3 separate regions of the Homo sapiens genome follow, and all the other regions are linked to region 2. Evidence: read pairs that join two places in POLR2A ChIA-PET (ENCODE). Cell type or tissue: HepG2. All regions are shown on one strand.

Region 1 (2,500 bases), 78 kb after region 2:
GAAAAACATGCTGTTGACTTATTTCACTGGGGCACACAGGAAATACCACTCAAGTTACTACCCTTACCTGTTCTTAGGAAACCACTCAGAAATCCAGAAGGACCAGTTCAAATATACTACCTATCCCAAATTTAATAGGCCTCACGAAAAAAAAAAAAAAAAGAAAAAAAAAGCCAGTCTTAGAAAATGACTGTGGGTGTCAAAACCAGCAAGGATTAGGCAATGGAGTTGAGTCCAGCAAGGTTCAAGGCTACAGCTCGTGTTGGAAAGGGAGCTGTGAGGAGTTAATGCAAAGAGGAGGAAATATTCTATTTATTTTTCTCAAAACTATTGGAGGTGGTAGTGTTTGGAAAGGGAGGGAGGAGGGGAAAATATGAGTGTATGGTTTGTAAAGTGATAAAATATGGACTCAGTGTATTGTAATAACTCAGTAGCAATTCAGAGAAGATAGTGCAAAAGTCTGTTTGCTCTAGCCATCTATCAACCAGAAACCTTTATTAACTGAACCTCTCACGCGACTACAATATGGCACTAATAGATGTTTGAAAATGATGACCCTGATATACTGCAAAATCCTAAACAGCTTTCTGAAACAGGAGAAAAAAGATGAAATGAAGCTTGCTATGGTTTGTGACAAGCGTATTTTATTGTATTCTAATTTTTTCAAAACAAGCAATATTTTTGTCATGTGTAGTATGTGATGATTTATATGCCATCTAATAACTTTCTATTCGTCATAATATTAGAACAATACATTACCCGACTGTGGTTGGTATCAGGGTTTAATAAACATTCTTTTTCTCCTAACACGCCACCACCAGCCCAGTTGCTTGGTTCCATTTTCCCTCCCGTTGTCCTTTATTTAATTTTAGGCCCAAACTTGACCCCAGTGGTCTTCCACTGTTTTTATTCTTCCCTAAGGAGGGTGTACCTGGCCTCAGGAGCCACTTACCCGGCCTCGCAGAAGTTTCACACTTCTGTTTCACACCCAGGGTGGAGCTTTCTTTCTCATAACAGAAAATAAGGAGGGACAGCCGCCTGGGTACACTTAAAAAATAAACGCATCTCTGGGGAGGTAAGGTCCTCGGAGAGCCAGGCAGTGACAACTGAGTGGTGTGGAGCACGTGGATTAAGTAGAACAGAAACAGATCCTGCCAGGACCGCCCCAGGGACGCCAGAGACACAAAGCAGAAACTGATTGTGCCCGGAGGGCCCTGCATCCCTTACCCACGCTGGAGGTTCTCCCGCCTTTTCTAATTACCTTCCCATTTCTTTTGCTCCCCTTCTCAGCCCGAGTGTTCAGGACTCTGCATACCACAGAGGTCAGACACAAATAAAATCCATACATGGACTCCATTCTCGGGTCACAGAATTTGGTGAACAACTCAGATTGAAGATGGCTCCCGCTCCCACCTCCCAACCCCACCACCAAAGCTTTGCTTGTAAACACCAGTCACTTAGTAACACCCTCCATCAGTCGCCTTTGGGCTATTATTCATCACCGACTAACCTTAAACCAACTTCATCTTCACAGGGCTCCCCCTAGAAGAGAGGAAATTCCACAGCTCTGATGTGATGTGAAACGTGATCTGACCGCCCCAGCACTCTTTCTTTCTCACTCTCCCCAGCCAGTTCTCAAACTGGGTTTCCCTGGCCCCTCTCGGGGAGGCCTTCTCCCGCCCCACTCTCCACCCCCTACTTCTTTCCCTCTCCATTTTCCACGCTGTAACCTGATAGGCTGGAAATGCAGCTTCTTTCATCTTATATTTCCCACATCCTGAAAGTTTGGAGAGAAGGAGCCCACCCAGATGAAGGAATTCCAAGTATGTGCAGCCCCCTCCTCCTTTAACTCCATTCACAAAGCAGATTACTAATGGCCCGAGGCTCCAGGGAGGCCCCATCCCCTCCCCACCCCCCACCTCCCAGGGAGTTTACTCATTCCACATCCTTACTCCTCGCCGGTACAGAAACCTAAGTCCACATGCCGAGAACCAAAAATTAACTTTTCCCTGGACTCTGAGCCTAAGAAAAGCTTTCAAACCTCACTCTGATTGGGACTGCAGTGGCCAGGAGATTCTGCTTACCAATCATTTGTCCCCTCTTTAGCATTTTTAGATAAAAGGGTTCAGGGAATATGAGTCATTGGATCAAGGGGAAAGGATATAACTGTAAATGCGATGCATGTCAAGGAGGCATGCTCAGGTCTTTAGGAAAGATCACAGGGCGTTCTAACTCAGAGTCATTTCAGCAGAAATTGTTTCAAGACCAGAGTAAGAGATGCTTCAAGATAGGCAGAGAATGTGTGGGGGAGGCCGGGTGCGGTGGCTCAAGCCTGTAATCCCAGCACTTTGGGAGGCCGAGGCGGATGGATCACGACGTCAGGAGTTCGAGACCATCTTGGTCAACATGGTGAAACCCCGTCTCTACTAAAAATACGAAAAAATTAGCCGGGCGTGGTGGCGGGCGCCTGTAGTCCCAGCTACTTGGGAGGCTGAGCCAG
Region 2 (2,500 bases):
AGTGGAGGGTGGGTCCAGCTTTCCCTCTGTTATTTTGTGTCCTTCCTCCTGTCTTGCCGGTGAACAGATCCGACTTCCTAAGGCACAATATAGTGCAGCGGTTATGAGCACAGGCTTTGGAGCCCAACTCTGGGTTCGGCTCTCCTCTCCACTACATACTTGCTGGGTAAGATTGGGACAGATTTACTCAACCTCTCTGTCCCTCAGTTTACCCGTCTGTAAGGCAAGGATGGTAACTGAGATTTAATTACTGCATTTCATGGATTCTAAGATGATTAAAATTGATCTCCATTTTAACATTTCTGAAATCAGGGTGAGTCTGAAAATCAATGGCATATCAAGGATTAATTGGCAGCATCGTTTAGTGGTACACAAATAACGTGATGTCTAATGATTGATGGAACTGTAGATTTGATGAAACACAAAAATACACGGAGAGACCAGTACCTGGCATGTCGTAAGGGGTGAATAAACATTAGCTGTTATTATTATTGTCATAATTTGTTTTCTGGAGAATTGTTTGCATACAAGGTAACAAATGCCCAATCAGATTAAGAGACAAATATAATTAGGAGCTAAAAGAGAAAAGAAAGCCGGGTGCGGTGGCTCACGCCTATAATCCCAGCACTTTGGGAAGCCAAGGTGGGTTGATCACTTGAGGCCAGGAGTTTGAGACCAGCCTGGGCAACATGGTGAAACCGTGTCTCTACCAAAAATAAAAAAAAATAGCCAGTCTCATAACCTGGTCTCAAAATAAATAAATAAATTAATTAATTAATTAATTAAAAATTTTAAAAAGAGAGAGAAAAGAAGCTAATTCATAAATAGATACAAAGCCTTAAAACTTTTAGTAATCTCCCCCCCAAAAATTCCCAAAGCCGAATGCTTCCCCTGAAAGGTCCTACAGAATTCTGCCAAAGTTCCAGAGAAAACTTTAGAAATTCCTCCTTTACAAAGGGGACCAGAACTTCTGGCTCCCTGACCGGCAGGGGGAACCAGGGCATGTCCCTGGATGACTTTGGGGGTGTTCCCTGTGTCCTTGTGAATTTCCCTGAGTCACCATTACTCACTGCCCACAATCAGGGCTCTGCTACCTTCCAACCAGGAGAGCAACAACACCCGGGGATCAAGGGCCATCCTCAAACAAAAGTGTGATTATAACGCGTTCTGCACGGGCTATAAACCGTCCCCAGCTCCGGAGAGCAGGGTGACCCTCACCAGCGTCTTATTTCTGGCCTCCTGGGTTGTGTTCCTGCCTACTGACTTGGCAAATCCTAGGCGACTCGCCTTGTTTTCTCTCCTCACTTAAATACATGTCTGGAAAAAGCCTCCACCCCCACAGACCCTGCTGTGTGCGGAGAGGGTGGCATGCCTGGAGGAGGAGGAGAGACAGGGCGGGCTGACTCGCAGAGCCTCCTGCTCCCTGTGGAGAAGACTTGGCCCAGGAAGGCGCCCCCAGGCCCAGCTACTGGGGGAAGCAACACTTCCCGGCTCCTGTGCTCCTTCAGGCTCAGCCAGGACCCTCAGCACAGCTCTTATTCTCTCCTGCTGTTGTCTGCATTGCCAGGGGACTGTCTTGGCTACCCCCACCCTGTCAGGCTCACACACCAGGGCCTGGTGACAGGGGCAGCCTCGACCTCCCAGACTCAAGTGACCCTCCCACCTCAGCCTCTCAAGTAGCCGGGACCACAAGTGCACATGGCCACGCCCGGTAAATTTTTGTATTTTTTGTAGAGAAGGGGTTTCACCATGTGGGCCAAGCTGATCTCAAACTTCTGGGCTCAAACATTCCTCCTGCCTTGGCCTCCCCAAGTGCTGGGATTATAGGCGGGCATCTCCATTTCCTTTTCACAGCTGAGGAAACTAGGCCCAGTGATAGAAACTGATTTACAAGAATCGGAGTGCTCCCTCTCATTGACAGAAAGGAAATGGGCTTTCAACGTGAGTGCTCCATTTCCTCAAATTGAGCATAAGTTCCTTGGCAACAAGCCATACTCATCTTACATTTCTTGACTTGCTGGAAGCATTAAGCACAATGCTGGGCACATGCAGTTAGTGGGTATCAAACACTTAAGAACTAGTTGATTTGAAGTAAATAAATAGGCCAGGCAAGGTGGCTCACGCCTGTAATCCCAGCACTTTGGGAGGCCAAGGCAGGCAGACCTCCTGAGGTCAGGAGTTCAAGACCAGCCTAGCCAACATGGTGAAATCCTGTCTCTACTAAAAATACAAAAAATTAGCCGGGCGAGTTGGCAGGTGCCTGTAGTCCCAGCTACTTGGGAGAATTGCTTGAACCTGAGAGTCGGAGGTTGCAGTGAGCCGAGATCACGCCATTGCACTCCAGCCTCGGCAACAAGAGCGAAACTCTGTCTCAAATAAATAAATAAATAAATAAATATTAATTTAAAATAAATAAATAAAACAACTTTTCAAATAACCATGATGAATTTTCACAGAAAATATCATTTAAGCACTTTCAGCTCATAAAGCATTTTCACAT
Region 3 (2,500 bases), 72 kb after region 2:
CACTATGTTACTCAGACTGACCTTGAACTCCTAGGTTCAAGCGATCCTCTGGCTTTGGCCTCCTAAAGTGTTGGGATTACTGGTGTAAGTCACAGCACTCAACCTAGCCTGGGTTTCTTTATCTACATACTGAGGATAATATAGCCTAACTCAGAGGATGGAGGTAGGAGGATTAAATGTGATAATGTAAAGTACTTAGTACCTGGCACACTGAGTGATTCCTAGATGAGTGTTACCGGAAAGCTATAAATATATAAGCTAGAGTAATAGCGGCCCAGTAAATAATCAGAAATTAGGGAATATATACATCTGTGGGTTGGGAAGAAGGGAAAAGAGGGAAGATGGCTGTTCTGGGATGAATGCTTTTCTCCAAGGGCAAGGGCAGGGGGAGAGACTGAGGTGAAGAGGCAGCTAGCCAAGGTAATGAATCGTCTGTCCCAAGATCCTGGAGTTACTTGTTCATCAAACAGTCCCCACCTTCTTTACCATATATCCTGCCTTCTCCAGAGTTCTGCTCCCCTGGATCCTCTAGGATCCCTCAGGGAGCCTGAGAGAGTCACTCAATTACGGTTCTGTATTTTGAGATCTGGAGATAAATCTTGCGCATCATCAAACCCCACCGTGTCACTTTATCAATGAAGGAACGAAGCTCAGAGAGAAAAGCTAACCTGCCCAAGGTAATCAGTTCTGGTCCTGCCTCTGCCTCTAACTTGTGGTGAGACCTTGGGCAAGTCACTTCCCCTCTCTGAGCTGGAAGTTTTCTCCTCTGTAAAATGAGGGGCTTGGAGTATTTAGAGATCTAATTTCCCTTTCAACTTTGCCCTTTGCTGCAATAAAATAATGGTTCCTTCTGCCACCGTCAAGTTTAGGGAAAAGAGTGTGTGTGTGAGTGTGTGTGTGTGTTTGTGTGTGTCATGGAGTCTTGCTCTGTCACCCGGGCTGGAGTGCAGTGGCGCAATCTTGACTCACTGCAGCCTCTCTTCCTTCCACTCCACCTGCCCCACATACAAAAGTCAAGACAAACATGTTTGGATAACTTTTGAGCTCACTTAATTTTAAATTGAGTGCTGGTTTTCACCAGGGGTAAAGACAAGAAGGTAGAGAGGGGCCAGGCAGAGGAAACTGCTGGAGGAAGCTGGTGACTCCCAGGCGCCAGCTGATGGGACCAGCCCTCCCCCCCGCCCCCCCATGATCCCTTCCTTGCAGGGCTTCTAAGAGCTGGCAGCGCCACAGGGATAAATAAGGCCAACAACCGCACCTTACATGGCCATCCCAGCAGCCGCCCGGAATCCCGAGGATTACGCAGACTTCTGGAGGACTTGGAACAAGTGCACATCACCTGCTGCCACCACAAGTGTTGCCCGGGCTTCTGCAGCCTCTGTCCTGTGACTGAGGAATTTTTAAATGGAAGCTCTGAGCTCACAAAGAAGAAAATGTCTCCCTGATGTCACACAGTTGCTGCCAATTCATCAGCTCCAGCTAAAGGTCAGCGAGGGGGAAGCCACTGCCGGAGGGTCTGGCTGCCCCTCCCTGAGATGGGGCTTCCCTCCTGCAGGCTTGCTGCCAGCCATCCAGGCCAGCCACAGAAGCTGAGGGCTGCTTGCATTTCCAGGGCACACACAGAGCAGTACGAACACCGCTTAGCTGCTTCTGCCCTCCTCTGTGCAGATATTAACAGATTCAACCTCCCAGCCCTATCCTCCCCAGCTCTCCCTTCTGTAGACAGTCAGAGCAAACCCTGGAGTCTTGATCTAACGTGTCCTGAGGGTCCTTCCCTGGGATCACTTCAGGAGTAACACTAAATCACAGAGAGGTTGTCTTGGGTTTTTAATGACGAAATGCAGTGGTCAAAAGCTAGGAATCCCACTGCCTGGGGTCACAGCCTGGTTCTGCCACTTCCTAGTAGTGTGATATTTGCAAGTTAAGCCTCTCTGAGCCTGCTTCCTGACCTGAAAAATGAGGACAATAAGAATATTATCTCACATAGTGTGGTCCTGAGGACCCATTGTGAAGCACTGGTATAGATCCTGGCAGGTAGTAAGTGCTCAATAAATGTCAGCTTGGAATCAGACAAGACAAAAAAATAGAATAAAATAAAAGGAATCAACATGCAACTACTGCTGGGCAAGTCACTTAATCCCTGAGTCTTAATTTTCTCATCTGTCCAACAGGGATAGGCATATGTGACAGACAGTCACTGAGAGGACTCAATGAGAATGAATACAAGGCCATCAACACAGCACCTAGCAATGGAAAAATACATGGTGGCTGCTGGGACTATTATCTCTATCTATCAAAACTTGATCTGGGCCAGGCGCGGTGGCTCATGCCTGTAATCCCAACACTTTGGGAGGCTGAGGAGGGCAGATCCCGAGGTCAGGAGTTCGAGACCAGCCTGGCCAACATGGTGAAACCCCGTCTCTACTAAAAATACAAAAATTAGCCGGGTATGGTGGCAGGAGCCTGTAATCCCAGCTACTCGGGAGGCTGAGGCAGGAGA

Evidence for each region. ChIA-PET counts read pairs that join two places held together with the same protein. Peaks named below come from ENCODE experiments on the same cell type or tissue, not always from the same donor. Only the 100,000 strongest peaks of a DNase experiment are listed, where the experiment ranks them.
Region 1: POLR2A ChIA-PET joins it to region 2 with 12 read pairs; 23 of 35 experiments call an interaction of 5 or more read pairs at or near these places.
Region 3: POLR2A ChIA-PET joins it to region 2 with 16 read pairs; 23 of 35 experiments call an interaction of 5 or more read pairs at or near these places.

What each region holds. Positions count from the first base shown.
Region 1 is chr6:37,136,152-37,138,651 of GRCh38, forward strand. No RefSeq gene overlaps it. Among named protein-coding and RNA genes, the nearest start is that of PIM1, 33 kb to the right of the region's middle. RefSeq lists an enhancer at 1,287-2,123. In HepG2, no CTCF peak of the experiment used is centred here; DNase peaks (open chromatin) are centred at 250, 1,540 and 2,020; H3K4me3 peaks cover 1,619 bases.
Region 2 is chr6:37,058,418-37,060,917 of GRCh38, forward strand. No RefSeq gene overlaps it. Among named protein-coding and RNA genes, the nearest start is that of FGD2, 54 kb to the left of the region's middle. In HepG2, a CTCF peak has its summit at 990 (motif pointing right); a DNase peak (open chromatin) is centred at 1,064; H3K4me3 peaks cover 686 bases.
Region 3 is chr6:37,130,023-37,132,522 of GRCh38, forward strand. No RefSeq gene overlaps it. Among named protein-coding and RNA genes, the nearest start is that of PIM1, 39 kb to the right of the region's middle. RefSeq lists enhancers at 439-1,357, 1,358-2,275. In HepG2, no CTCF peak of the experiment used is centred here; DNase peaks (open chromatin) are centred at 1,029 and 1,209; H3K4me3 peaks cover 1,039 bases.